Linked DNA regions of Homo sapiens: regions 1, 2, 3, 5 and 6 are each linked to region 4. The links are chromatin contacts, found by Hi-C or POLR2A ChIA-PET in ENCODE. All regions are on one chromosome and are shown on one strand. The core of a region is the stretch at or near the end of the contact, and the rest is flanking DNA. Distances in the headings are between cores, read along the strand shown. Region 1 overlaps KLHL18 (kelch like family member 18). Region 2 holds the start of ZNF589 (zinc finger protein 589). Region 3 holds the start of CDC25A (cell division cycle 25A). Region 4 holds the start of SMARCC1 (SWI/SNF related BAF chromatin remodeling complex subunit C1). Region 5 overlaps ZNF589 (zinc finger protein 589). Region 6 has its middle 77 kb from the start of CDC25A.

Region 1 (4,698 bases), core at 1,390-3,889, 460 kb before region 4:
GAACATCCATGATGAGCACAGCTCTATCAAATATCTGAGGTATAGCAGTGAGAAAACAGCACCTCTTCTCATTCTGCCAACCTTTTTTTTGGGGGGAGTGGAGGGGGAGGCAATGGAGTCTCACTCTTGGCACCCAGGCTGGAGTGCAGTGGTGTGATCTGGGCTCACTGCAACCTCCACCTCCCAGGTTCAAGCAGTTCTACTGCCTCAGCCTCCCATGAGTAGCTAGGATTACAGGCACCTGCCGTTTTTTTTTTTTGTTTTGTTTTGTTTTGTTTTTTTTTTTTTGAGATGGAATCTCACTCTGTCGCCCAGGCTAGAATGCAATGACATGATCTCTGTTCACTGCAACAACCTCCGCCTCTTGGATTCAAGCGATTCTTCTCCCTCAGCCTCTCAAGTAGCTGGGACTACAGGCTCATGCCACCACGCCCGGCTAATTTTTGTATTTTTAGTAGACACAGGGTTTTGCCATGTTGGTTAGGCTGGTCTCGAGCTCCTGACCTCAGGTGATCCGCCCGCCTCGGCCTCTTAAAGTGCTGGGATTACAGGCGTGAGCCACTGCGCCCGGCTTCTGCCAGCTTTCTAGTAGTGATTTGGCAGTCACCAAATACATGCATGGTATGGCTAAGAGTGAAAGTGATATGAGAAAAGTAAAGCAGAGTAAAGGCTAGTGAAGGATGGTGGAGTCTGTGCTATTTTCAGGTGATCAGGGAAGGCACCTGTCATGGGGTGGCATTTGAGCTGAGACATCTTAATTGAAGTGAGGGAATGAGCCATCTGGGGGAAGAGCCCTCCAAACAGGGAGCAGTCATTGCAAAGGCCCTGAGGTAAGAATATGTCCAGAATGTTGGAATCAAGTAAGAAAGGGAGAAAGTGGAGGTGAGGAGGATAGATAGATGGAGAGGGACCAGAGCACATACAGCCTTATAGCTGGAATTTGGATTTCATTTTCAGTGTGAATTGAAAGCAGAAAAAATGTCAGAAATCTCATTCTAGAAATTTACCCCAAAGAAATAATTCAAAAACGTTCTAACAGCAATAAGATGGTAATGGCTATTATGCTTACCAATAAAGGAAATAAATGATAGCATATTTGCATGTTGAAATATTATATAGCAGCCACTAAAAACAATAAACATGAAGACAGTGTACCAACATGGGAAAGGCTTGATAAGTATTTTATGATTATATCCATATAATTCATGCATGTTGGCGATCAAGGACTAAAAATGAATGTAGAAAAATGACCGCTGTTGACTTTTTCAGTAGTGAAATTGTAGGTGATTGTGTTCTCTTTTTTAGAATTTTCTGTAGGGCAATGAAGACAACTTGGTAGAATGAGTTTTAGGCTGTGGTGAAGTAGTTACTCCATTAGATAGATTCTCAAAGGGCCTGGGCTAAGTAATGTCAGTTCAGTTAGGGCCTGAGTCTCCCGTGGGCCAAGACTCGTCTCTGAAAGCACCTCACAGCTTTCCCTCTTTCCTCTAGTGCCCTGGAGGCTCTGATCAACTTTGCCTACAACGGCAACCTTGCCATTGACCAGCAAAATGTCCAGTCATTGCTGATGGGGGCGAGCTTCCTGCAGCTGCAGAGCATCAAAGACGCCTGCTGCACATTCCTTCGAGAACGGTGAGGTGATGTGGTGGGCCTGGTGGAGAACATGACTATTTCATTTCTGGAATCTTCTGCCAGTTTGCTGAGTTCTTGGGACCATATATAGGTTTATGAAGGGAGTGAGCTGGAAAGGTTATTCTGCAGCACTTACATTTCTTGAAATCAGTTTGTAGCAGTGCCCACTTCTTTGAGATGAATTTTTTCAGAACATGATTTACATAGTCCAGCCTGCCCTTTCCCTTGGCTTGACATGTACATCTTCTGTTCCTCCCCCTCCGATCTCACCAGCCACTAATTTAGCTGATTTCTCACCAAACTGATTTGTGCAGTGCTCCTCTACTGTTCCATAGCCATCTCCATCTTTGTTTAGGTACTTTGCTCTCTGAATTTCTTTTCTTTTCTTTTTTTTTTTCAAGACAGGATCTTGCTCTGTCACCCAGGCTGGAGTGCAGTGGTATGATCTCGCCTCACTGCAACCTCTGCCTCCCATGTTCCAGCAATCCTCCCACCTCAGCCTCCCGAGTAGCTGGAACTACAGGCACGTGCCACCACACCTGGCTAATTTTTGTAATTTTTTTGGTAGAGATGTGGTTTTGCCATGTTGCCCAGGCTGGTCTCAAACTCTGCCCACCTTGGTCTCCCAAAGTGCTTGGATTACAGGCATAAGCCACTGCTCCCAGCCCTCTTTGAATTTCTTGACCTTCCTTTTCATACTTCAGTTATTTAAGAGCCTACCCAAATTTCACTTACTGGAATTCTCTATCCTCCTTAGTCCATTGGGAACTATCATTGTATGCACTTTTATGGTTGGGACCATGGATTATACCCCCACCTATTTCCAGTGCTTGGCAGTAGGCCTCGTGGGTCTCCTGTGACCTTCTGCCTGAGCAGTTAAGAAGGCTCTCCCTCCCCCTCAAGAGCCAGAGCTCTTAGTCATAAGGTAAAGGCCTTTTAACCAGCAGAGGCTTGGGGATGTGGGTTAGTGCTGGGCCACAGACAGGCAGGAGGACCCCAAACAGCACCCCTGTGTCTATGGTGCTTCACACACCCAGCCTTCACCTGAGCCTACTCTGATCACTAGGTATCTGGTCTGTCAGCATTCCTCCTGACTCAGATCTGCCCTCCGAACCTCATCCCCTCATGGAGCTGACCTCCCCTCCCCTATTCTCACTCCACCTATCCAGTTCAGTTAGCAGCTTATGGACCACACCCGCTGTCTGTTCATATCCTGCCCACACGGTGCTCATGGTCATCACACTGAGTACTGCTGTGTGTACAGCTAATCAAATAACCGTGGTAATGATGCCTAAGATTTAGTGGGGAGCTCATCTGCTGAACACTGGGTAAAGGGTTTCATCCTGAGGTAAGTGGTGCTGTTCGCAGTTTTATAAAGACCTTGTAGTAAGAGTAAAGCTGCGGAACCAACCTTGTCCCTGCTGTGGGATGCCTTCTGGGGCAGGCCAGAGGGTGCATATGGAGATGTGAGGAGCACACACTATCTTTCCTGCTCGTTTGTGAGCTTTTTAAGACACAGACTGGACTTAGTTCACCTCTTTTTCCCACAGAACTTGGAAAATGACTTCCTTTTTTCTTTTTCTTTCTTTCTTTTTTTTTTTTTTTTTTTTTTTTTTCTGTAAGGTAGAGCCCCAGGCTTGGAGGCCTTGGGCTTTACCACTGCTGAAATGACTCTGTGGCTAAGTAGGATTAATCCTGGAAAGGATTGTTGACGAGCCTCGAATCTTCACCAATGGACAACAGCTCCACCTAGGGGGCTTTTGAGATTGTCACTGTCAACACTGGATCCAGGCTATGTTGTAAAGTACTGTTATCTAAAAGTTGCTTAGAAAAGTGATTTTTAGGCCAGATGAGGTGGTTCATGCTGTAATCCCAGCATTTTGGGAGGCCAAGGCAGGAGGATTGCTTGAGGTTAGGATTTCCAGACCAGCCTGTATGGCAGAGCAAGACCCTGTCTCTACAAAAAAAAAATTTTTTTAATTAGTCAAGTGCAGTGGCTCACATCTATAGTCCCAGCTACTGGAGAGGCTAAGGTGGGAGAACTGCTTGAACCAGGAGCCCAAGGCTGCAGTGAGTTACAATCACCTTACTCCAGCTTGGGCAACTGAGCAAGACTCTGTCTCTAAAAACTAAAAAGAAAAAAGAAAAGTCATTTTTAGGCCAGTGCAGGTTTGCATGCACCAGTAGCATTTTAGGAATAAGTACTTACGCATAAACCTGATGTTTTGAGCCTATCTTTGACATTTTTTCATTCAGCCCTTCAGGACCCTTTCTGAGACCTAAACCTATACCTCTCCTGTTTCCTGCCACAGACTCCAGAGCCATGGCCTGCTTTCTGTTTTCTCACCAGTAGTTCCTATTATTGTCTCTGTTCCTTGGAATGATTCTCCCTGAGCCTCGCTACAGAATGTGATGGTGTCTCCCAGCTCCCCACTTCGTATGTGCCCTTGAAGGTGCATCATTTTCTTTTTTTTCTTTTTTTTTTTAAGGCGGAGCCTTGCTCTGTGAGACAGAGTGTCACTCTTGTTGCCCAGGCTGGAGTGCAGTGGCGCGATCTTGGCTCACTGCAAGCTCCGCCTCCTGTGTTCACGCCATTCTCTCGCCTCAGCCTCCCAAGTAGCTGGGACTACAGGCGCCTGCCACCACGCCTGGCTAATTTTTTGTACTTTTAGTAGAGACGGGGTTTCACCATGTTAGCCAGGATGGTCTCGATCTCCTGACCTTGTGATCCGCCCGCCTCAGCCTCCCAAAGTGCTGGGATTACAGGCGTGAGCCACCACGCCCAGCCGAGGGTGCATCATTTTCAAGATTTGATTGCCAGCGACTTGAGGAAAACCATTCTGAGCACCAGTGGAAAAGATATGTGACAGCACAGAGAAGCCACAATGCCATCAGAGTTCTTAAAGCCACAGTTCCTGAGGCTGCTCAGTCTATTACATCTTCAGCCCGCTGCTTTTTTTCCCCCTGAGGCTGGGGTTGACTTTTTCTGGTGGCCCTATTTCCGGCCTTCAAATGTATGGGCCTCCTTGCTTTTAGGCAAGCACTGGAGCTGTGTATTTTCTTGCT
Region 2 (5,095 bases), core at 709-3,208, 460 kb after region 4:
CCGGGCGCGGTGGCTCACGCCTGTAATCCCAGCACTTTGGGAGGCCGAGGCGGGTGGATCATGAGGTCAGGAGATCGAGACCATCCTGGCTAACAAGGTGAAACCCCGTCTCTACTAAAAATACAAAAAATTAGCCGGGCGCGGTGGCGGGCGCCTGTAGTCCCAGCTACTGGGGAGGCTGAGGCAGGAGAATGGCGTGAACCCGGGAAGCGGAGCTTGCAGTGAGCCGAGATTGCGCCACTGCAGTCCGCAGTCCGGCCTGGGCGACAGAGCGAGACTCCGTCTCAAAAAAAAAAAAAAAAAAAAAAAAAAAACCAACCAAAAAAAAAAAGAATCCAAAAATATTAGCGGGGTATGGTGGTGCGTGCTTGTAATCCCGGCTACTCAGGAGGTTGAGGCAGGAGAATCGCTTGAACCCAGGAGAGGGAGGTTGCAGTGAGCCGAGATGGCACCACTGCACTCCAGCATGGTAGACAGAGTGAGACTCCGTGTTCTTTTCCCTAAAAAAAAAAAAAGAGTAATTGGGGAAGTTGTGCTTCAAAAGAGTAATTGGGGAAGTTGTGCGTCTTAGGGCCTCTGGAATAATGGCTGGTAATATTTAGAATTCCAGCCCTTCTCATCCTAATTTGGTGGCTGGTGGCCTTTCATTCATTTTACAAGAACAGTTTAGCCCTTGGGAAGGGCTATTATTTAAGCTATAAACTGAATTCCTTCCCAAGGCTACTTTGGCCTATGCCCAGAAGTGGACAAAGACAGTTTAGAGGTTGAAAGGAAGATGAGGTGGGTTAGATCTGATATCTTTTACTGTCATTGATAAGGCTCTGATGACTGGAGGAACACCAGGGTCCTTGGTCTCTGATAGGCTTAATAACACAGACACACGTGGAGTGGTTTTAAGGAGCGAAAAGTTTAATAGGCAAGAAAGAAGGAAGGAAGACGAAAACAGCTCCCCCATACAGAGACAGAGGGAGCGGGGATTCCAACAAAGAGAAAGCGCCGTGTGCGGAAAAGTGGCTGCTTATCTGAGGATGCTGGAGGAGGCGGTGTCTGGTTTCCATAGGGCTCAGGGGATTAGTTTGATCAGATGTGTCATTTATGTGGCAGCCAAAAACCTGGCCCTCCCACCCTAGCTTTTTAATATGCAAATGTAGGGCTCCATGAAGTTCTACACACGTGGGAATATGTGGGGGGTGGCCATGTTGCCAGGCACATGTCAGGGCAAAGAAAAGGACGGCGGGAATCGCCATGTTTGGGTGCGTCCAGTTTCTAATGGCCTGTATTTCCATATCAAAGCTTGCCATCCTGCTCTAGGAGCCCAGGCTTTCCTGCTAGACAAGAAACCTTTCTGGAGCTGCTTTAAAAGAAACAAAAACTTCCCAAGGACCCCTTTCCTTCTCTATCTGCTTAAAATAATTTCTTAATAACTCCTATAACATCATAATTTCCTTAGGTATAATTTTGCAAAGGCGGTTTCAAAAGCTCTTTGGGGTCCTCAGTAATTTTTAAGAGTGTAAAAGGATTTTAACAACAACAAGTTTGCGAACCACTGTCCTTGAGAAGCTCTCCATGGATGCGCATGAGTCTGTCCAATTGGAGTCCTGGTGTATTTCTACATTAGATACCACACAGCAGTGAACACACAATGAACAGGTCAACACGTGTCATTATAGAACTGCGCAAAAGAGCTAGTAGCAGGCATTGTAAGTGTATTTATATAATGTTTACAACCATGGAAAACAACACTATATTTTGCTTATGGGTACCTGTGGTAAGCACAACCCCAAATATTGCGGCCGAGGGGGACCTAGAAGGTCAAAGTGCGCCTCAGCATTTTCTCTCGCCCTGCACAAGCCGCATTTCGCCCCGAGAACTACGCTTCCCGGCAGGCTGCGCGCCGCGCGGTGACGCACTTCACCCAGTCCTGCTTCTTTCTTCTGGCGCCGCCAGTGGCCCGCGGTGCGCATTCTAATCCGTTTCACACACGGTGCTGCTACCTCGTTTGCTTCGTGCGTGCGTGCGCGCGCAGATGTGGGCCCCGCGGGAGCAGCTACTGGGCTGGACTGCGGAAGGTGAGTCGGGGCCGCGAGATCGCCTCCCCCATTCGGTGCTCCAGCCGCAGGCGCCGCGCAGGCGTCGGCCGTATCCACCAGGGATGCGCGTGGGGTGCGAGCTGTGTGAGGCGCTGACTACCCCTACAGCGGCTCTTACTCCCCTGGGGGGCCAGGTTCCTCCCTAGGTGTCCCGTACAGTCTCCACGGTGCTCACTCCACGACTCTTCACCGGGCATCCTGCACTTGTGCACTCCGGCAGTCATTGGCCATAAATGGCTGCTGAGCATTTGAGATGTGTGGAGTGCAACTGAAGAACAGCATTTTGTATTATTATATTATATCATATTTATTTTGAGACGGAGTCTCGCTCTGTCGCCCAGGCTGGAGTGCAGTGGCGCGATCTCCGTTCACTGCAATCTCCGTCTCCCGGGTTCAAGCAGTTCTCTGCCTCAGCCTGCCGAGCAGCTGGGATTACAGGCGCCCTCCACCACGCCTGGCTAATTTTTGTATTTTTAGTAGAGACGGGGATTTCACCATGTTGGCCAGGCTGGTTTTGAACTCCAGACCTCGTGATCCGCCCACCTCGGCCTCCCAAAGTGCTGGGATTACAGGCGTGAGCCACCGCGCCCGGAGTATATTATATTTTTATATTTTTTGAGTCGGTCCGGAGTGCAGTGGCGGGATCTAGGCTCACTGCAGCCTCCGCTTTCCCAGGCTCAAGTGATTCTCGTGCCTCAGCTTCCGGAGTAGCTGGGATTACAGGCGGCGCCTCACCACCCCGGCTGTTGTATTTTTAGTAGAGAGGGGATTTCGCCATATTTGCCAGGCTGGTCTCGAACTCCTGGCCTCAAGCAATCCACCCACCTTGGCCTCCCACAATGTTGGGATTACAGGTGTTAGCCACCCCACCCGGCCCAAAAGACTTTTTTTTTGGAGACAGAGTCTTGCTCTGTAGCCCAGGCTGGAGTGCAGTGGGCGATCTCTGCTCACTGCAACCTCTTTCTCCCAGGTTCCAGCGATTCTCCTGCCTCAGCCTACCAAGCGGCTGGAATTACAGGGACACGCCACCACGCCCGGCTATTTTTTTGTATTTTTAGTAGAGGCGGGGTTTCATCATGTTGGCCAGGCCGGTCTTGAACTCCTGACCCCAGATGATCCACCTGCCTCGGCCTCCCAAAGTGTTGGGATTACAGGTGGGAGCTACCACACCCGGCCCCAAATGACTTTGGATGTAACAACAGGAACAGTCTAGAACAGGGCTGGGCAAATTTTTTTCTGTTTGGTTTTTTTAGAAACAGGGTCTCCCTATGTTGCCCAGGCTGGTCTCCAACTCCTGGGCTCAAGGGATCCTCCCGCCTCGGTCTCCCAAAGTGCTAGGATTATAGGCGTGAGCCACTGCACCTGGTCTTGCAAACGTTTTCTTTTAAGGGCCAGGTGGTAAATGTTTCAGGCTTTGTAGGCCACACGGTCTTTGTTACGACTAGTGGTCTGCTGTTGTGTGAAAGCAGCCAAAGACCATAGGTAAACGAATGAGCATTGCCGTGTTCCAATAAAACTTTCTTTATAGACATTGAAATTTGAATTTTGGCTGAGTGCAGTGGCTCACGCCTGTAATCCCAGCACTTTGGGAGGCCAAGGCAGGAGGATCTCTTGAGCCCAGGAGTTCAAGACCAGCCTGGTCAACATGGCAACACCCCATCTCTACTTTAAAAATAAAATAAAATAAAATAAGCTGGGTGTGGTGCCGTACACCTGTAATCCCAGCTACTCTGAGGCTGAGGCGCAAGAATTGCTTGAACCTTGGAGGCAGAGGTTTCAGTGAGCCGAGATCGCATGACTGCACTCCAGCTTGGGTAACAGAATGAGACTCTAAAAAAAAAAAAGGAAATTTGAATTTCATATATAATTTTCATTATTATGAAATATTCTGTTTCTGATTTTTTTTTCAGCCAATTAAAAATGTAAAAACTGGCCCAGCATGGTGGCTCACGCCTGTAATCCCAGCACTTTGGAAGGCTGAGGCTAGGATCACTTGAGCCCAGAAGTTTGAGACCAGCCTGGGCAACATAGTGAGACTTCATCTTTGTGTTAAAATTTTTTTTTTCTGAAGTAAAGACTATTCTTAGCCTTTGGGTGGTATAACAACAGGTGGCAGGCTGGATTTGGCTTGTGTGTAGTTTGCCAAGCCATTGTTCAGCATGTAGCTGTTTGTCCTGTGTGGGAGCCCTTGTGCCTCCTTCCATCCACTCTTTGAGGGTGGTGGGCTTTGTCTCTGCCTACTGTGCCAAGACCAGTTCAATTGGATAGCAAAGCTAAAGAAAGTAAAGACAATGGACCGGGCGCGGTGACTCACGTTTGTAATCACAGCACTTTGGGAGGCTGAGGCGGGTAGATCACCTGAGGTCAGGAGTTCGAGACCAGCCTGGCCAACATAGTGAACCTCTATCTCTACTAAAAATACAAAAATAGCTGGGCTTGGTGGTGCGCGCTTGTAATCCCAGCTACTCAGAAGGCTGAGGCAGGAGGTGGAGGTTGCAGTGAGCTTAGATCGCGCCACTGTATTCTAGCCTGGGCACCAAGAGTGAAAGTCTGTCTCAAAAAAAAAAAAAAAGGCAGTAACACTAAGTTGAACTTTAGAAGGATAATAACTTTTCCCTCTTGTCATGAGTGGCAAAGAAGATGTTTTGTGGTCACAGAGCTAGAAAGGTTCTTTGACTTGCTTAAGTGCTTCCCAGATGTGTCCAACATGGGCGGAGGCACATCGTGAGGTCCTGGAGTGTGCCTGTGATTCAGCACCTGTTCCCTTTTTGGAGGACTTATTTGCCTCTCTGAAGGATTTGCCTGTGAGTGGTCTCATGCTGGGGAGAGGCACCTAAGGAGTCAGGGCAGAGTCAGGACTCAGGAGGTAGGATCCCTTAGTTCAGCTGTGTGAGGTTACTCTGTGTCCCTCATTTTTTTCCCACCTGCTCAGTGGGATCAGAACCACCTGTCCCTCTGGAAGGGAGAGGCTTAGATGGTCTTTTTTGCTGAAAAGACTGAGGAGC
Region 3 (5,010 bases), core at 758-3,257, 410 kb after region 4:
AAATACAAAATTAGCCGGGTGTGGTGGTGCATGCCTGTAATCCCAGCTACTCGGGAGGCTGAGGCAGGAGAATCACTTGAACCCGGGAGGTGGAGGTTACAGTGAGCTGAGATCATGCCATTGCACTCCAGCCTGGGCGACAAGAGCGAAACTCTGTCTCAAAAAAAAAAAAAAAAAAGTTTATCACCCAATGCCATGACTTCCTCAAGTTCTCACCAAAACTAACCTCCTGGGTGAAAAGGCATGTTTCAGGAAATTCAGAGTATTGCTCCCCACACAGCAGACTTAAATACCTGAATCTGTTGACTCGGAGGAGCCCATTCTCTGCAGATTACTGTTGTTCTTCACCTCCAGTGGTTGCTCATAATCACTGAAACCAACAGAAATAAACCATGAATGATTTATAGGATATAATTAAAAGGTCACATGCAGGAGATAGGCCATGAGATTAAGAAGCAGCCAGGCTGCCAGAAACCATTTCTAGGCCACACCACAAGTGGCAAAGATCCCACTTTGCCACTCTGAACACCCAATTAGCACTTGGGCAAAGGAGAAAAAAGGAGTGGGTGGGCATGGCCTTGGACCACATTGCAGGTTATGATGGCTATGGCAAATGTTGGGGTATTTCCTAAAATAAAAGCATGTGTTCTAAGTACTGAGACAGAGTCGGGATGAAAGTTGAACAGGACACTTTCTGCTTTTCAGAAGTTGGGAAACGCACAAGACATGTGCTTAGCAAACGGGATGCCAGAGATTGAAGGGAAAGTAGCTCTTCCGCGGGAAACACCGTGGGATGCATTTTTTGCTATCAGGAAAAGCCCAGGAAGCTTTCTGAAAGTTGGGTAAAAAGACCTGGCCTTAGGAAAGCAGCAGAGTGGACATCAGGAATGTGCACAGGGCGAGGGACTGAGATGATTTTACATAAACGCCAGGAAAGAAAATGCCATGGTCCTTTGTTGAGAAGGAACAAAGATCACAGCAAACGAAGATCCTGAGGATGGTTTAGCAAAGGGTGAAAGTGAGTGCCTAGAAGAGCCTGATTTTCCCCGCGGGGGTAGATTCCAAAGAGCTTCCAGGGATAGAGATAGAAGGAGAGTACGGAGCAATCCGAAAGGGGTGAAGGTGGGCCTGGCTCGGGCTTAGGCCCAAGGATCTCCACCTCTTCCCCTGGAAGGTCCCGACGGCCTCTCCCGCCCAACATTCCGCCCGGGCGGGGGTGCACATGGCAGGCCCTAGCCCGGCTGTCCCCGAGCGGCGAACCCGGACGGACGGGTCTCGCCCTTCTCCCGGTCCGTTTCCTGGCCTGATCTCTCCGAGGCCGACACCGAGGCCAGGGGCCCGGAGCACCGCCCGCCGGTCTCTCCTTACCTGCCCAGACCCTGCAGCTGGTCCATAGTGACGGTCAGGTTGGTGACAGGCGACAGTCCCCCGGCGGCTGAAGCGCCAAATAGCGCCTTCACGACGGGCTGCGACGCGGGAGGGGGGCTGCAGGCGAAGAGCAGGCGGCGGCGGTGCGGGGGCTCCGGGCCCAGTTCCATGGCGGCGCCCGGCCTCGCAGAGCTCCCGCTCCCTCTTCCTCTGCCTCCGCCGCGACCGCCCCGCCCCGCCGACACCGGCCTCGGCCGCGCGCCACCGGCGCCCGCGGGTCAAACACAAACACGACTCCGCGGTTCAGGGACGCGGCTGCCGCGGGCAAGCGGCGCGGCCGGGCGGGTGTGCGGACCCTCCAGGCGCCAGCCACCAGCCACAGGCACGGGTGCTTCCCTCTCACACCGCGAGGCCAGCGGGCGGGCGGGCGCCGGCAACCTGAAGATTAAATCCAAACAAACGTGGCGGGTCGGCAAGAGAAGCCGGGCGAGAGCCTCGAGGCAACGGCCCAGGCTCACGCTGTCTTCGCTGTTCTCCCACCCGCTTGCCCAGCTCCGGGTAGCAGAAAACCAAGCCGACCTACACCTCTTACCCAGGCTGTCGCAGCCAGGCCGGCCTTTCGCGGTAATAGCGGCTCAGTGGGGCCAGCTGCTGCCCCGCCCCCCTTTCCTAGTTGGCGCCAAACGGAATCCACCAATCAGTAAGCAACTTCTCCTCCTCTCAACCGAATGGCAGCTAGGCTGGGCCAATGAGAGGGGAAGAAGAAAGCGGCTCGCGGGACTCTGCCAGGTCATCGGCTCTCAGAAGGGGGCGGAGCCCAGAGCAGAAGAGCGGGGATCAAAATGAGAGGGGGAGCAGAGGTCAATGAAAACTCCCAGCAGAACCTGCGAGGCGCTGCTCGCGGCTGAAAGGCCCCTTTGCCCCGTCGCATGCTGGGAAGCGTAGTTCCCATCGCGAGCTGCCGTCCAGTTAGCTTCGGCCCCCTTTGGGCCTCCGCTACCTCGCCCCCAGCCGGGCGCCCCACACTCTGAGGCAATGTGGAGGCTAAGGAAGACCTGTGGAGGTCTGGCCGGATCCAGCCTTGGCTCGGCCTCTAACCGTGCAGTATTGTGGACCCCTTTCTTCCGCCCCGGGCCTCCAGGCCCCATTTTATAATGAGGGAGGGAATGCAATGACCCCCAGGACTGGACTCGACCACCAGGGCCCAACTCTGGAGGGCTCACAGACCCTGGGTGCTGCTGGCCTCATGGGATTTGAACCCCGCAGTACAACCTGTGCTGTGGGCCTCAGCATTTTTTGCTCACTTCCATTCTAGCCCTTATTGGATGCTCTTAGAATCATTTCTTTCTTTCCCACCACTTCTTAGCCCCCTGGGAGCTCCTAGAGAGAAATAACAGCAAACACAATAATAGCAAATAATAGCTAAAGTTTACATAATGCTTATGCACTTGACACTGTTCCCAGTGTGTTAATCTGTATTAATTCATTTAATCTTTACAACTCTGTGACATAGGAATTATCCCCATTTTCTAAGTGGGCATATTTACTTTTACAGCGCCGAACCTGTGGCAGCTCCTAGACGGATTTTGAGGGCCATAAGTGCATGATTTAATTGCAACCTACTGCTGGGCTTAGTGGCTCACGCCTATCATCCCAGCACTTTGGGAGGGCGAGGTGGGAGGATTGCCTGAGCCCACGAATTTGAGACCAGCCTGGGCAACAAAGTGAGACACCCCCTGCCCCCCACTCAAAAAAAAAAAACCCTACAGTTTGAAAAGCCATGCTGGACAGGTGGAAACCCCAAACCTTTGGCCCCAACACCAGACCCTTCACAGTGAGGAACCTCTCTCTCAGGATTCATCTCCTTTTCTGTGCACCAGTGCTCCACCACCCAGGAACCTCCCTTCCCTCCAGAAACCCCAGGCTATTTAGGCCTCTCTGCACAGTTCACATGGTCTGTGGTCCCACTGTTTCAAATAGTTCTCCCTGTCGTATCTCTGAATACTTTCCTCTCCTCCTGTGTTTTATGTGGTTTAATACTTGGCTCAACAGGCCGGGAGCGGTGGCTCACGCCTGTAATCCCAGCACTTTGGGAGACCGAGGCGGGCGGATCACGGGGTCAGGAGATCGAGACCATCCTGGCTAACATGGTGAAACCCCGGCTCTACTAAAAATACAAAAAATTACCGGGCGTGGTGGCGGGCGCCTGTAGTCCCAGCTACTCGGGAGGCTGAGGCAGAAGAATGGCTGAACTCGGGAGGCGGAGCTTGCAGTGAGCCAAGACCGAGCCACTGCACTCCAGCCTGGGCAACAGAGCGAGACTCCGTCTCAAAAAACAAAAACAAAACTTGGCTCAACATTCCTGTTACTGCATTCATTCATTCAACATATGTTTATTTAAGGATTACTAGAACAAATTCAGTGCTTGAAATAATACCACAATCCCTGCTCTCAGGGAGCTCTGGTCCGCTGAGCATAAAGCTCCTTCTAATAATGGAATTATTACCATGACAATAGCTGTGGTTTGTGGAGGGATGGTGGGCACCTAGAGGAGGGGCGGGGACTGGGGAAGGCAGTACGGTGGGGGGCACGTCCTAAAGGAGATTAAAACTAAAGGTCAAGGTTGCTGGAGAAGGGGAGCTTGGGGCTGGTGGGAAGTGCTTTCTAAGGAAACGGCCCTCGGCAGCCAGGAGGTGAGGAGGAACGCCGTACTTGCCGGGAGCTACTCCTGAGTTGATCCAGTCGGTTCTAGAATGGGCACATGGGACTGGCTGTGAGGGACAGTTCTTGAAAGGATTGGAGTTTGCTGAAGAGTTTGGCCTTATCCTGTGGACAGTGGAGGGTGTGTGATAACCGGATCAGATTTGCTTTAGGGTGGATCAGTGGAGGAGAGTGGGGAGGCCTGAGGAAAAAGGAGGTGGCTGTCTCAAAAGTCTGGGAGATTCTGAAGCAAGGTGGGGGCCTTGGAGACAAAGGAAGGGAATGATTCTGTGAGCCCTGAAGGAGGTAGATCTCATCAGATTTTGATAATTGAGAGTTAAGATTGTAGGGGGCTAGAGGGAAGGGAGGAGGCTAGAATGATTCTTAGGTAATGATTCAAGTACCTGGGTGGATGTAACATTTCAACAATTGGAGGCATACTTCTTGGAGGAATTTGATGAGCTCAGTTTTGTGCTGGTGGACTGGCTGGGGGGTGTAGTCAGGAGGCAGATTTGGTGTTGATTAGCATGAAGATGGTAATGCCCATTGAGGATGTACAAAGGGTTTTTAGGACCCTGGATCTGGGGAGCACCAGCATTGAGGACTTGATGTAGTGAGACAGGACCGCAAAGCTGGGGCTGAGATAGAAACCACAAGGGAGTAGCCGAGTCCATAGTTCAGAGGTGCACCCAGGAGAGTCACTGAAGGTGGCCAGAATGAGGTCACAGGCAACTATGGAAATCATGTAGGAAGGCGAGGAGGTGGCCACAGAAGGCCATGGGAAGGGAAAAGTTGGCACAGAAGCTACAATACAGTTCAAGTGTGCCAAAATGCATGTACACAAATATTCATGGCCATGTTAATCATTTTAGCTCCAAACAGAAAGCAACCCTAATGCCCATCAACAATAAAATGGGTAAATAGAACAAAGTTATTTTATAC
Region 4 (4,950 bases), core at 1,432-3,931:
ACACAGAAAGACCCTGTCTCAAAAAAATAAAGTAAAATAAAAATAAATAAAAAATGACACTAACAAAATCATGTTTACTGAGACTGAAACTGTTGTCTGCTCTGAAAATGCAGTATTAAATGCACTAGAAACGGTTAGTTAAAACCAATGCGTACACCAAATAGAAATGCACTGTGTAGAAAAGAAGCAAAGAACTTTGTGATAATATTTTCACCACTTCAACGCTAACACCCAGAGACTGAAAAGATTCTGGCTGTCAGGCCTAGGGTATATACGTTTCTCAATCTCAGTAGACCCTAGAAATACACTCTGGCTTTACAAAGTCCTGAGAAGTCAAAGGTAACTTTGTCTATAAAGTCTCAGGGATAGTGAATCAACATTAGCCTAGTGGTCTCAATACTGCTGGGCAATTCCTCAAACTGCTTTGTAGCCACTTCCCTACCCACCCAAACAAATATCGAAGGATTATCCATGTCTAAAGCTTCTTGTAGTTGATCCCAAACTGATGCACACTGAACAGTGCGGAGAGGTAGAAATTACTGAAATTTGCCTTTTTCTACTCTCTTCCTTGATATTATTCAAAGGAATATGCCTGTAGATTATTTTTCTTTGTTAAAGCTTCACTGAATTTAAGACCCAAAGCATTGGCTAAAAGGAATGTAATAAAGAAGAATTAACCAATATTTTCATAACATATTCAATTCCATTAGCCACTTCTGGAAGCTCTATTACTTACATTTAAAAAGTGACCAATTTATCACTGTGTAAGAAAGGGCAATATTACTAAAAATCTACAGTCTAAATGTAATTTCAGAGGAGGAAAAGTCCAGACACCTAAAAATATAATTACTGTCTCTCACTTCCTCAAACTTCAGATAAGAAATGTAATTTTTCTAGCTGACCTTCAAAAACAAGAAAGAAAGAAATGATCATTTCTGGGTCTTTGGTTTTTTTTTGTTTTTTTTTTTTTTTTTTTTTTGGAGACAGTCTTACTTTATTACCTAGGCTGGAGTGCAATGGTGCAATCTCGGCTCACTGCAGCTTCTGCCTCCTGGGTTCAAGAGATTCTCCTGCCTCAGCCTCCCGAGTAGCTGGGATTACAGGCATGTGCTGCCACACCCGACTAATTTTGTATTTTTTGGAAAGACGGGGTTTCACCATGTTGGTCAGGCTAGTCTCGAACTCCTGACCTCAGGTGATCCACCCGCCCGGCCTTCCAAGCCGCGCCCGGCCAGAAATGGTCATTTCTGAATGTACCACGTGTAATGCCAAAGGAACCCAAGATCCCTGCCCATGCCTAATAACTGCCAAACACTGACAGGCTTCACTGAGCTGCTGAGGCCAAAAAAATAGGTTCCTAAACTAGTTTATGTTTTCATTCATTCAACAAATATTTACTAAGCAGCCACTAAGGGTAAGGCAATAAGTATCAGCCACGTTCCCGGATACACTGCAGTGAACAAAGCCCTTGCTTCAGTGCTATGATTCTCAATAGGAGAAAGTACAGAACTAAAGAGGGTGATAGGAAAACTTCAGAGGCTGGGGAGCCTTTTCGGCTACCTGCTTCATTACACCCTTTAAGGGAGTCCTCCTGAATATTTACACAAAAGGGAAGTTGGAAAAAAAAAAAACATTTGTTATAAACAAAGGATTAAGTCAAAACTTTGAAAACTACTGACTCGGCGGAACTTCCGTTCCAAAGGTAGGAGAAATCAGTAAATGAATAATTTCAAAATGTGGTAAACACTACGAAGAAAATAAAGGTGACACAAGAAAAGTGCTCTAATAAAAACTGGGTTCTTGGGGAAGGCCTCCCTTTAGAACACTTTACGTACAAGCGACCATCAACTCTCACGCCACACAGAACCAGAAGCACGATGAGGTAGAACCGTCGTTAATAGTTCTCATCCATCCTAGAATTCATATTGCCTGTTATTAATTAACGAATACAATCATCCCAGTCGTTTAGCAATTCAACAACAGGTAGCAAACCCCCTCGAGACTTTGAATACGCTCTAAACAAAACTTGAAGCTGCTTTTACCACGCTTGCTCGGTCTTTAGGGATCATTGTTCACACACCTAAGGCAGCTGACAAAAGAGAGAGAGTCACACTCGCTTAGTGGCTGAGCTCGACCTGCTCTGGCACACGAGACTGAGCAGGGGCTTTCACCATGGGTGCGTAGGCTCAGAGGAGAGAGCCCCGAACCCCAGTCAGGCCCCGGGATCGCGGGCGCCCAGAGCGGGCGGCGGGGGCGTGGCGGGCCCGGCGCCTGCCTTTGTTGTCCCTCGTGGCGTGCGGGGGGGAGGGGCGGCCCGAGGCCCGCGAGGCCAGCTGCCGCCTCCGGCCCCGGTCGCGTGGTCTCCCGGCCCCCACGGGCGCGCGAACCCACCTTCTTGTAGTGCTTGCCCAGCCAGACCCGCACCGAATCCAGCTGGGACACCGTCTCCGGGCTCTCCCAAAACTTGGTGGCCGGGCCCCCATCCTTCCGTCGATAAACAGCTAGGCCTGCGGCTGCCGCCGCAATCCCCGAGCCCGTGGCGCCTACCGCTGTCCCCGGCCCGCCGCCGCCCGCCGCTGCGGCCATCGTCGCAGCCCGTCGTCCCCACAGCCTGGCCCACCCCGGCCCTCGCGGTGTTTCCCGGTCGTTCCCGCGCGCACCCCCGCGCGCGTAGCCGCCACTGCCGCTTCCCGGCCCCGCCCAGCCAACCCTCTTCCGGCGCGGACGCCCGGCCCCGCCCCATCTGGGAACTGGCACTGTATCTGACGCGAGCCAGCGCACGCGCATGCGTAGCACTCGTGCGGCCGTGCCTTGGAATAGCACGTCCTGCGGCCTCAGCCGCCTCTTCCGCCATCCTCCGTAGGCTGCATTCTGCCCTAGTGAGCGCCGGTTTTTGAGCCTTGCTCTTCCCTCGCTACCGACGTCGAATCATTATGCGGTCAACAACCGCAGGTGGGTTATGTGTCATAGCCCGCCTCCGCTGGAGGGAAAAGGCCTGGTGCGAGAAATGCCCAAGGGAAAGCCTGTCTAGGGTATCGAGTGCTGGCCGAGGGCCCTGCACCCGGACTGGGACTGCGCCGGGCCCCGCTTTCCCTCAGGCCCTCCACCCCCAGCGGCCCGGCGGCATTTGTGAACAGCCATCTGGGACTCCCACGCCTAGGCTTTTCGGCTTCACAGACCTTCCACTCCCTCAGGGGTCCAGCCACAGCGGCTCATTCCTGCCCCAGGGGCCCTTGCACTGGCTCTTTCGAGACCTCAGCAGGTCTTCCCTTCTGATTTGCACTTACGAGACGCGTTCAGATTCACTGCTTCAAAGGACTTCAGAAAGTAGTTGTCAGATCTTAACAATCTTGAACAACTGTTCACACCCATACACTTTCTGCATAGCGCTCACCACGACCCGGCGTTTCTAGTTTCTCATTTACCTTCCACATAAATTACATGAGAACCTAATCTTAACTTGTTCACAGGTGTATCCTGAACACCTGAGACAAGGAACAGATGTACAGTAAATACTTGATGAGTTAATGAATGGCCCACATAGAAGCCGAAAATTTTTAAATTATTAACAAGGTATATTGGCCGGGTGCGGAGCACTTTGGGAGGCTGAGGCGGGAGGATCAATTGAGCCCAGGAGCTCTAGACCACCACACCCATCCCCGTCTCTACAAAAAATACAAAAATCAGCCAGCGTTGTGTTGCAAGCCTGTGGTCCTAGCCTCTTGGAGGGCTGAGGTGGGAGGATCCCTTGAGCTGGGGAGATGGAGGCTGCAGTGAGCTATAATCGCGCCACTCACTACACTTCAGCTTGGGCGACAGAGCGAAACCCTGTTTCAGAAACATAAAAAGTATGACTGGCCATAATGGAGTTGTGAACATAATGCTATATGATCGCAGAGAAGCAAGTAACTAATTGCTTGTGAGAACGTGACTAACTGCTGGTAAGTTTCTGAGATCTTTTAAAAATGAGGGTGTGTACATGTTTTCAGGATCTCCTGAGGGCTGTGTCACGGACAGTAAAATATATTAAATAAAAAAGTTAATAGAATGTGATCAAGAGGGCCAGGCGAGATAGCTCACGCCTGTAATCCCAACACTTTGGGAGGCCAAGGCAGACTGATCACGAGGTCAGGAGTTCCAGACCACCCTGGCCAACATGGTGAAACCCCGTCTCTACTAAAACTACAAAAATTGGCCAGGTGTGGTGGTGCATGCCTGTAATCCCAGCTACTCGGGAGGCTGAGGCAGGAGAATTGCTTGAACCCAGGAGGAGGTGGAGATCGCAGTGAGCTGAGATCACGCCACTGCACTCCAGCCTAGGCGACAGAGCCAAACTCGTCTGAAAAAAAAAGTTTTTAATTTGAAACTTTCTCAGATTTAACAGAAAAGTTGCAAATATAATACAAAGAACTTTTCCTGAATCATCTAAGAGTAAGTTGCTGACATAATACCCATCACTATCAAAAAGTTTAATGTGTATTTTCTACAGACAAGTATAGTCTATATATTCTCTTACATAATCACAATACAATCATTTATACCAGGAAATTAACACTGATGCCATCCCCAGACCCCATTCAGGTTTTTCCTATTGCACCATGAAGTCCTTTATAGCAAAAGTTTCCAGTTCAAAATCACACTTTGCATTTAATAAAGTTTCATCTCCTTCAATATGGAACAGTTCCTTAGTCCTTAAACCTTAACAACATTGATACCTATGAAGATTACAAGGCATTTATTTTGTAGAATGACCCTCAATTTAAGTTTGTCTGATGTTTGTATCTTTGTGTTCTTTGCATTGCATTCTATCAGGTGGTGCATAATTTCATTTCTCCTGTTACATTGATGACAGAGTATCATCCAGGTTTCTCTACTGCGAAGTTATTCTTTTTGCCTTTGTAATTAATCACTATTTTCTATGGAGGTATTTTGTTTTTTTGCTTTTCGGGG
Region 5 (4,568 bases), core at 169-2,668, 490 kb after region 4:
GTACAGAATAGTATTGAAGAATGTGCATAGGAAGCCTTCATTTGAGTTTCCCCACTCATAAGTAGATATTTACTAGAGGAAGATTACATGCCAAGTTCTACCAGAAGTGAGGATTCATCAGTGGAGAAGACAGGCACAACTGACTTAAAGAAGGCTGGCTCTTGGTCCTCCAATCCAAGACCTGCTCTTCCCTGTTTTCCACAAGTCGGCAAATACAGTAATGTTACCATTTAGCTGCACTTTCCTAAGAAATATCAAAATTAAATTGCAACTGTTTCTAACCAGCTGAAGATAACAAACAACCATGAACTTTTTGTAATCCAGGAGGCCAGACCCTTTATCAGCCTAACTGAAGACCCTTGCCTAACTAATAAATAGAAGAATTTTTTTTTTTTTTTGAGACGGAGTCTCACTCTGTCGCCAGGCTGGAGTACAGTGGCATGATCTTGGCTCACTGCAACCTCTGCCTCCCGGGTTCAAGTGATTCTCCTGTCTCAGCCTCCCGAGTAGCTGGGACTACAGGCGCCCGTCACTCCACCCAGCTAATTTTTGTATTTTTAGTAGAGACAGGGTTTCACCATGTTGGGCAGTATGGTCTCAATCTCTTGACCTCGTGATCTGCCCGCCTCCGCCTCCCAAAGTGCTGGGATTACAGGCGTGAGCCACTGTGCCCAGCCCTTTGTATTATTCATATTCTTGCAACTTTTCTGTATATTTGAAATGATTTCCAAATCAAAAGTTTGAAGAGGTTGAATGAAAATATAGGTCCTGCACAGCACATCTTGGGGAGAAAGACTTTAATCATTGAGAATGATTAATGGGCCAGGTCTTATCATAAAACAAGAGCCCAGTCAGCCCTTCCTATGACTCTTCTGACTGGAAACTTTCTTTCTTCAGCAGAATCAAAGCCAGAAGTCCATACCTGCCCTTCTTGCCCTCTGGCCTTTGGCAGTCAGCAGTTCCTCAGCCAAGATGAGCTACACAATCATCCTATTCCAGGTTTCCATGCAGGAAATCAACTCCACCCAGGAAATCCCTGCCCAGAGGATCAGCCACAGTCACAACATCCTTCTGATAAAAATCACAGGGGGGCTGAAGCAGAAGATCAACGAGTGGAAGGAGGCGTCAGACCCTTGTTTTGGAGTACAAATGAAAGGGGGGCTTTAGTGGGTTTCTCTAGCCTGTTCCAGAGACCACCAATAAGCTCTTGGGGAGGCAACAGAATATTAGAGATACAGCTCAGTCCAGCCCAGAATGCAAGCTCTGAGGAAGTAGACAGAATTTCCAAGAGGGCAGAAACCCCAGGGTTTGGAGCAGTCACGTTTGGGGAGTGTGCACTAGCTTTTAACCAGAAGTCAAACCTGTTCAGACAGAAGGCAGTCACAGCAGAAAAATCTTCAGACAAAAGGCAGTCACAGGTGTGCAGGGAGTGTGGGCGAGGCTTTAGCAGGAAGTCACAGCTCATCATACACCAGAGGACACACACAGGAGAAAAGCCTTATGTCTGCGGAGAGTGTGGGCGAGGCTTTATAGTTGAGTCAGTCCTCCGCAACCACCTGAGTACACACTCCGGGGAGAAACCTTATGTGTGCAGCCATTGTGGGCGAGGCTTTAGCTGCAAGCCATACCTCATCAGACATCAGAGGACACACACAAGGGAGAAATCGTTTATGTGCACAGTGTGTGGGCGAGGCTTTCGTGAAAAGTCAGAGCTCATTAAGCACCAGAGAATTCACACGGGGGATAAGCCTTATGTGTGCAGAGATTGAGGCCGAGGCTTTGTAAGGAGATCATGTCTCAACACACACCAGAGGATACATTCAGATGAGAAGCCTTTTGTTTGCAGAGAGTGTGGGCGAGGCTTTCGTGCTAAATCAACTCTCCTCCTACACCAGTGGACACATTCAGAGGTGAAACCTCACGTGTGTGAGGAGTGTGGGCATGGATTTAGCCAGAAGTCGTCGCTCAAATCACATCGGAGAACACACTCAGGGGAGAAGCCTTATGTGTGTGGGGAATGTGGGCGGGGATTTAGCCGGAGGATAGTCCTCAATGGACACTGGAGGACACACACGGGAGAGAAGCCTTACACGTGCTTTGAGTGTGGGCGAAACTTTAGCCTCAAGTCCGCTCTTAGTGTACATCAGAGGATACACTCTGGGGAGAAGCCTTATGCATGCACGGAGTGTGGGCAAGGCTTTATCACGAAATCACAGCTCATCAGACACCAGAGGACACACACAGGAGAAAAGCCTTATGTCTGCGGAGAGTGTGGGCGAGGCTTTATAGCTCAGTCAACCCTCCACTACCACCGGAGTACACACTCCAAGGAAAAACCTTATGTGTGCAGCCAGTGTGGGCGAGGCTTTTGTGATAAATCAACTCTCCTCGCACACGAGCAGACACATTCAGGGGAGAAGCCTTATGTGTGTGGGGAATGTGGGCGGGGATTTGGCCGGAAGATACTCCTCAACAGACACTGGAGGACACACACAGGAGAGAAACCTTACGCATGCATCGAGTGTGGGCGAAACTTTAGCCACAAGTCCACTCTCAGCTTACATCAGAGGATACACTCGGGGGAGAAGCCTTATGCATGCGTGGAGTGTGGGCAAAGCTTTAGGAGAAAGTCACAGCTCATCATACACCAGAAGATACACTCGGGGAAAAGCTTTAGAGGTGCAAGGAGTGAGGATGTGATTTTAGCAACAAGTCAGCCATCAGCCACACCAGCGGAAATGCTTAGGGAGAAGCCTTGTTTGTAAGGTAATGTGGACAGAGCTGTACGTGGACATCATTACTTGTCACGTGTCAGAGGACACACTCGGGAGAAACCTTCATGGAGTGAGAGTAAGGTGTTGGCTGGAAGTGGCCCCTTAAGAGATACTTGGAGTCAAATCTATCCACTGTACGCCCACCCCACTCTTGTTCTAAGAGCTTTGGGGACAGTCTTTTGACCCCTTACATTCCTTTAGATGTGAAGATGACAGAGATCTAACTTCTGAGAGCAGAGGTGTCAAGTGACGGTCCCCTTGGAGGAATGGTCTTTGCATCTGACTACTTCCTTCTGCAACTGTGTTCTTCCATTAGCTTCCATGACACTCTCCTGCTTTATTTTTTTCTACATCTCTAGCCTTTGCTGTTTCCTCTCCTACCCCACCTTTAGATTTTACTCAGAGTTCAGTCTCCAGCCCTACAATCTGAGGGACACCTTTACCAGGTCCCCTTCCTAACCCTCCAGTCCCAAATCCAAGATTCTTTAACCACACTCTAAAAGTTCTTCAGACTCAGGACTTAAACATAGCCACGCCACCTTGGCCTTCAATGACAGGGATCTAGCAATGCTGCATCATCAGCCTTCCAATACCAGGTTTAAGGGTATTTTAAACACAGCTCCTCTTAAATCCTCCAATCTCAGTACCCAGTGTTTTAGCCATGCTCGGGTGGCTAAATTACATCCAGGAATGGTGCCAGGGCCTTTAGCCATTTGTCTCTCCTCACACTCCAGGGCCCATATGGCCCAGGTTCTGACAGTTTGCCTTACTCCCTTGGGCTGGGGCTAGCCCTACCTGATACCCTGTGTCAATGAGTGTACCTTGGAGAGCTATCCACTCAGGCCCCAGTGCCTCTATTTGCTAAGGGACTCTGCCACAGAAAAGAAGGGGAGAGATGTTCATGTAACCTCAAAATACTTAGGCTTGGTTTTGATGCTAGAGAGGAAAAAGGACTTGGAGAGAGAGAAGGAATGGCTGGTCCAGAGGCTTTTGTCCACTCCCTCTCACTGGAAGTGGTTGATCTCCAGGGAATCCCCAAGGTTAGCCTGCTTAGGGGAAGGGCTAGGGGTACCTGGAATGTAGGATCTCCCCCATGCCTGGCCTACCACCCTAATGTGTCTGGAATTGGTGGGTTCTTGGTCTTGCTGACTTCAAGAATGAAGCCGTGGACCCTCACGGTGAGTGTTACAATTCTTAAACATGGTGTGTCTGGAGTTTGTTCCTTCTGATGTTCGGACGTGTCCAGAGTTTCTAACTTCTGGTGGGTTTGTGGTCTCGCTTAGGAGTGAAGCTGCAGACCTTAGCAGTGTTACGGCTCTTAAAGGCAGCGCATCTGGAGTTGTTAGTTCCTTCCGGTGGGTTCGTGGTCTTGCTGGTTTCAGGAGTGAAGCTGCGGACCTTTGCGGTTAGTGTTACAGCTCTTAAAGGCGGCGCGGACCCAAAGAGTGACCAGCAGGAAGATTTATTGTGAAGAGTGAAAAAACAAAGCTTCCACAGCATGGAAGGGGACCTGAGTGGCTTGCCGCTGCTGGCTCGGGTAGCCTGCTTTTATCCCCTTATCCGGCCCCACCCACATCCTGCTGATTGGTCCATTTTACAGAGAGCATATTGGTCCGTTTTGACAGGGTGCTGATTGGTGCATTTACAATCCCTGAGCTAGACACAGAGTGCTGATTGGTGCATTTACAAGCCTCTAGCTAGACAAAAATTTTCCAAGTCCCCACTAGATTAGCTAGACACGCGTTTACAAACCTTTAGCTAGACACAGTGCTGATTGGTGCGTTTACAATCCTT
Region 6 (4,895 bases), core at 2,015-4,514, 330 kb after region 4:
TCACAAGATCAGGAGTTTGAGACCAGCCTGGCCAATGTGGTGAAACCCATCTCTACTAAAAATACAAAAGTATTAGCCAGGTGTGGTGGCAGCCACCTGTAGTCCCAGCTACTCGGGAGGTTGAGGCAGGAGAATTGCTTGAATGCAGGAGAATCACTTGAACGCAGAGGCAGAGGTTGCAGTGAGCCAAGATGGCGCCACTGCACTCCAGCCTGGGCGACGGAGCAAGACTGTCTCAAAAAAAAAATAAATAAATAAAAAATAAATAAAATTTTGAAAAACAATGCTTATAGCAACTTTATTCTTTTTTTTTTTTGAGATGGAGTCTCACTCTGTCACCCAGGCTAAAGTACACAATCTTGGCTGACTGCAACCTCTGCCTCCCCGGTTTAAGCGATTCACCTGCCTCAGCCTCCTGAGTAGCTGGGATTACAGTAGCATGCCACCATGCTAATTTTTGTATTTTTGTACAGACGGGGTTTCACCATATTAGCCAGGCGTGAGCCACTGCGCCCATCCACAACTTTATTCTTAATAGCCACAAACTGGAAACATGATACTGTGAAATATACACAGTCATGCAACGTTTTGGTCAACAAGCTGCATATATGACAGTGGTCCCATAAGATATACAGATAGATTAATAGATAGATAGATAATTGGTTTTTTTCCTAGAGAGGGTGTCTCATTATGTTGCCCAGGCTGGTCTTGAACCCCTGGTTCAAGTGCTTCTCCCACCTCTACCTCCTAAAGTGCTGGGATTACAAGGTGTGAGCCACTTAGCCCTACCCTATAAGATTATAATACTGCATTTTTGGCCAGGCACGGTGGCTTAAGCCTATAATCCCAGCACTTTGGGAGGCCAAGGCAGGTGAATCGCTTGAGGTCAGGAGTTCGAGACCAGTCTGGCCAAGATGGTGAAACCCTGTCTCTACTAAAAATACAAAAATTAGCTGGGCATGACTGCAGCTGCCTATAATCCCAGCTACTTGGAAAACTGAGGCACGAGAATTACTTGAACCCAGGAGGTGGAGGTTGCAGTGAGCTGAGATTGTGCCACTGCACTCCAGCCTGGAATAGAGCGAGACTCAGTCTCAAAAAAAAAAAAAGATTATAATACTATATTTTTACTGTACCTTTTCTATGTTTAGATATGTTTAGATACATAAATATTTACCAGGTGTTACAATTGCCTATAGTATTCAGTGCAGTAACACGCTGTACAGGTTTGTGGTGTAGGAGCAACAGGCTACATCCTGTACCCTGGGTATTCTAGGTATTTAGTAGGCTGTATCATCTAGGTATGTGTAAGTACACTCTATGGTGTTCGCACAATGATGAAATCACTTAGTGATGCATTTCTTAGAACACATCCCTCTTGTTAAGCTAAGTAAAACTGTATTTGGTCTTTATCCCACTTTTCTGGCATACAACTCCTAAAATTATTGGAATTCAGAGTGGTATCTTTTGTACACTATTAAGTTGCCTGGTGGCTGGCAGCCCCTAGGTAGCTTCAGGATGGGGGCTAGTAACAGCGAAGACCAAGGCAGATTAGAGGGTTGTAACTTTTCAGCACCACTCCCCAACCTCCTGGGAGAGGAGAGAGGCTGACAGTTAAGTCGATCACCAATGGTTAATTATTTAATCAACCATGCCTATGTAATGAAGTCTCCATTAAAAATCCAAATGAGGCCAGGCACAGTGGCTCACACCTGTAATCCTAGCGCTTTGAGAGGCAGAGATGGGCAGATCACTAGAGCCCAGACATTCAAGACCAGCCTGGGCAACATGACGAGACCATCTCTCTACAAAAAAAATAAATACAAAAAAAATTAGGCTGGGTGCAGTGGCTCACGCCTGTAATCCCAACACTTTGGGAGGCCAAGGAGGGTAGATCACCTGAGGTCAGGAGTTCGAGACCAGCCTGGTCAACATGGTGAAACCCCATCTCTACTGAAAATATGAAAAATAGCCAGGCGTGGTGGTGCATGCCTATAATCCCAGCTATTCAGGATACTAAACCTTCAACATATGGGATCTGACTCTATCTCTGGGTAGATAGTGCCAGAATTAAACTGAATTGGAGGACATATAGCTGGTGTCCACAGCTGAAGGACTACTTGCTTGGTGTGGGGGGAAAAACTCCCGTACACTGGTCACAGAAGTATTGTTGACTGCTGAGTAAGAGAATAGGAAAAATCACTTGGTTGTTTTTTTTTGTTCCTCCACCTATAATGTCATGTTTGGTGTCAGAAGTGGGATTTACTACACCAGCCCTGCTCATGGAAACATGTAGTTTGGGAAGAAAAAGGATAAAGGGTGGGAGGTGAGGAACTTTTGATTCCTGGGTGGCCGTGTGGTCCCCCATGGTACGAAGTATCAGCTGTGCTACAATCAGTTACAAAAGGTAAAAGTTACCAATAAAATTTAGAGATGGATCCAACTCCCAGGGAGTAGGTTTACCAAATGGATAAAGAAATGCAAACTAGGCTGGGTGCAGTGACTCACGCCTGTAATCCCAGCACTTTGGGAGGCCGAGGCGGGAGAATCACTTGAGGTCAGGATTTCCTCAACACCAGCCTGGGTGACATGGTGAAACCCTGTCTCTAATAAAAATACAAAAATTAGGTCGGGCACGATGGCTCATGCCTGTAATCCCAGCACTTTGGGAGGCTTCAGCAGGCAGATCACCTGAGGCCAGGAGTTTGAGACTAGCCTGACCAACATGGAGAAACCCCAACCCTACTAAAAATACAAAGTTAGCCAGGCGTAGTGGCATGCGCCTGTAATCCCAGGTACTCAGGAGGCTGAGGCAGGAGAATCGCTTGAACCCAGGAGGTGGAGGTTGCGGTGAGCCGAGATTGCACCATTGCACTCCAGCCTGGGCAACAAGAGCAAAACTCTGTCTCAAAACAATGACAACAACAACAACAAAAATACAAAAATTAGCTGGGCATGGTGGTGCGGGCCTGTAGTCCCAGCTACTTGGGAGGCTAAGGTGGGAGGATCACTTAAGCCTGGGAGGTGGAGATTGAAGTGAGCCTAGATTGCACCACTGCACTCCAGCCTGGGTGACAGAATGAGACCATGTCTCAAAACAACAAAAAAGAAATGCAAACTAATAAGAAAAAAACACAAAATTTCAATTCCTTGTTTACTGTTATATATAATAGCTAAAAATGAAAGTAAAAGGGAGTTCTGGGTCAATCTTGATGCTAGACTAAGTTTAGCTTTCAGTTAGTCTGAGCTTTGGCCACAAGCCACAAAGCCTCCCCCAGAAGGGAAAAATTATAGAGAGACAACAGAAAGTACCTCTAAGACCTGTGGTTACCAAAAAGGCAGTCAATGCGGGGAAGCAGCAAAACCAAGATACTGTGAAAACTAGAGGGATAGTATGAAGGAAGCGTTTCATTTTGCAGATTGGTATCATCAGGCTCCTGAGGAGGCTTTACTAAAATGGATTTTGAGAGCAACAAATTTAGGAGCAGTATCTTTGGTTTGAAGTGCTGCAGAGTGAAAGAGCATGTTTGGGTTGATACAGGACCCACAGCTCACTATGGAACAATCACAGATAGCTCTACGACACACAGACACATAGGAGGTTATTCCCAAGGGAACAGCCAGCCTGATGGACTGGATAAAAGCCATGGTAAGGTCTGTTTACCCTGCAAAGGGGGACTGCCTGGCTCCACCTACAAATGCCAAATAGAACACTCAGATGAAGCAGCTGATATACTTCATATGCAAGCCATATGGGACTGGCTTTAGGATAAATGACATATTCACTCACTTAATATTGCCAAGAACCCTTTAATGGGAACCCCAGCCCCCTAAAATAACTATATTGCTGCAAAAGGGAAAGACAATTCGGGAAGCCTTATCAAATGTACTGTCTCAGATTCCCCTCACGAGTCTTTCAGATGCTAATAAAAACACTACGTTAGCCATTGTTTCGGACAAAGCTCCTGCACTAGGCCCCAAAAGACCAGACTAAAAACTAAAATGGGCCGGGCAAGGTGGCTAACGTCTGTAATCCCATCACTTTGGGAGGCTGAGGCTGGCGGATCACCTGAGGTTAGCCGGGCATGGTGGCGGACACCTGTAGTCCCAGCTACTCGGGAAGCTGAGACAGGAGAATTGCTTGAACCCGGGAGGTGGAGGTTGCAGTGAGCCGACACTGCGCCACTGCACTCCATCCTGGGCAACAAAAGTGAGACTCTGTCTCAAAAAAAAAAAAAAGGAAAAAACTAAAATAGAATTACTCATGCTAAAATTATATGTTAAGAAACCAAGCTGTTTACCTGACCTTCTGAGAAATCAGAAGAATGAGAGATAATAGCCAAATTCCAAAACAGGCCAGTTTTATGTAACATGATGATGAAGTTCCCTCTGTGTGTGTTTTTTGTTTTTTTTTTTTTTTAGACAGAGCCTCGCTCTGTTGCCCAGGCTGGAGTGCAGTGGCGCGATCTCAGCTCACTGGAACCCCTTCCTCCCAAATTCAAGCTATTCTCGTGCCTCAGCCTCCTGAGTAGCTGGGGCTACAGGCACGTGCCACCATGCCCAGCTAATTTTTTGTATTTTTAGTAAAGACAGGGTTTCACCATGTTGGCTAGGCTGGTCTTGAACTCCTGACCTCGTGATCCACCCACTTCGGCCTCCCAAAGTGCCGGGATTACAGGCGTGAGCCACCACACCCAGCCCCACAACTCCTTAGCTTAACATGGAGACTCCCTTCTATTGATTTCTGGTCTTTAGATAAACTCTCAAACTCTTTTAACCAATGGCAAATCAGAGACTCTTTGAAGTCCATTTATGACCTAGACTTGGAAACACCCGCCACTTGAAGATGTCCTGCCTTTCCAGACCAAACCAATGTACATCTTACATGTATTGAT

Evidence for each region. A loop is a pair of places that touch in the nucleus more often than their neighbours do. ChIA-PET counts read pairs that join two places held with the same protein, here RNA polymerase II (POLR2A). Pooled maps may share reads with other maps.
Region 1: a map of PC-9 shows a loop between it and region 4 (13-fold over the local background). The contact joins the enhancer-like site here to the promoter of SMARCC1 in region 4. A Hi-C loop is called at or near these places in 1 of 168 maps with a recorded cell type or tissue (PC-9), 1 of 37 single-sample maps with no recorded cell type and 2 of 50 pooled maps. POLR2A ChIA-PET finds 5 or more read pairs at or near these places in 1 of 52 experiments (AG04450).
Region 2: a pooled map shows a loop between it and region 4 (7-fold over the local background). The contact joins the promoter of ZNF589 here to the promoter of SMARCC1 in region 4. A Hi-C loop is called at or near these places in 8 of 50 pooled maps. POLR2A ChIA-PET finds 5 or more read pairs at or near these places in 3 of 52 experiments (K562 and activated T-cell).
Region 3: a loop to region 4 is called in a pooled map, with 12 times the contacts of the local background. The contact joins the promoter of CDC25A here to the promoter of SMARCC1 in region 4. A Hi-C loop is called at or near these places in 1 of 37 single-sample maps with no recorded cell type and 10 of 50 pooled maps. POLR2A ChIA-PET finds 5 or more read pairs at or near these places in 4 of 52 experiments (HEK293, OCI-LY7, WTC11 and 1 more).
Region 5: a loop to region 4 is called in a pooled map, with 7 times the contacts of the local background. The contact joins the enhancer-like site here to the promoter of SMARCC1 in region 4. A Hi-C loop is called at or near these places in 4 of 50 pooled maps. POLR2A ChIA-PET finds 5 or more read pairs at or near these places in 2 of 52 experiments (K562 and endothelial cell of umbilical vein).
Region 6: a pooled map shows a loop between it and region 4 (5-fold over the local background). The contact joins the enhancer-like site here to the promoter of SMARCC1 in region 4. A Hi-C loop is called at or near these places in 2 of 50 pooled maps. POLR2A ChIA-PET finds 5 or more read pairs at or near these places in 2 of 52 experiments (GM12878 and WTC11).

What each region holds. Positions count from the first base shown.
Region 1 is chr3:47,321,077-47,325,774 of GRCh38, forward strand. It overlaps KLHL18 (kelch like family member 18), which reads left to right. Exons shown (of 10, transcript NM_025010.5): 3 at 1,492-1,632. Among named protein-coding and RNA genes, the nearest start is that of KLHL18, 40 kb to the left of the region's middle. RefSeq lists a silencer at 2,643-2,937. Within about 2 kb of position 2,640, at least 5 of the 41 ENCODE cell types and tissues checked have a DNase peak (open chromatin) inside an H3K27ac peak, as active enhancers do; they include PC-9, where a contact is called at or near this core.
Region 2 is chr3:48,239,146-48,244,240 of GRCh38, forward strand. ZNF589 (zinc finger protein 589) reads left to right here and starts at 1,959. Exons shown (of 4, transcript NM_016089.3): 1 at 1,959-2,069. The coding sequence starts at 2,027. RefSeq lists enhancers at 1,114-1,408, 1,726-2,643, 1,834-2,128.
Region 3 is chr3:48,186,410-48,191,419 of GRCh38, forward strand. CDC25A (cell division cycle 25A) reads right to left here and starts at 2,008. Exons shown (of 15, transcript NM_001789.3): 1 at 1,369-2,008; 2 at 294-370. The coding sequence starts at 1,538. RefSeq lists an enhancer at 1,093-1,721 and a silencer at 1,465-1,674.
Region 4 is chr3:47,779,212-47,784,161 of GRCh38, forward strand. It overlaps SMARCC1 (SWI/SNF related BAF chromatin remodeling complex subunit C1), which reads right to left and starts at 2,682. Exons shown (of 28, transcript NM_003074.4): 1 at 2,392-2,682. The coding sequence starts at 2,586. RefSeq lists silencers at 2,156-2,395, 2,576-2,795, 3,206-3,255, 3,366-3,425 and an enhancer at 2,628-2,922.
Region 5 is chr3:48,267,018-48,271,585 of GRCh38, forward strand. ZNF589 (zinc finger protein 589) reads left to right here. Exons shown (of 4, transcript NM_016089.3): 4 at 898-3,973. The coding sequence ends at 1,769. Among named protein-coding and RNA genes, the nearest start is that of ZNF589, 28 kb to the left of the region's middle. Within about 2 kb of position 1,419, at least 11 of the 41 ENCODE cell types and tissues checked have a DNase peak (open chromatin) inside an H3K27ac peak, as active enhancers do.
Region 6 is chr3:48,109,372-48,114,266 of GRCh38, forward strand. No RefSeq gene overlaps it. Among named protein-coding and RNA genes, the nearest start is that of CDC25A, 77 kb to the right of the region's middle. RefSeq lists enhancers at 4,022-4,523, 4,524-4,895. Within about 2 kb of position 3,265, at least 4 of the 41 ENCODE cell types and tissues checked have a DNase peak (open chromatin) inside an H3K27ac peak, as active enhancers do.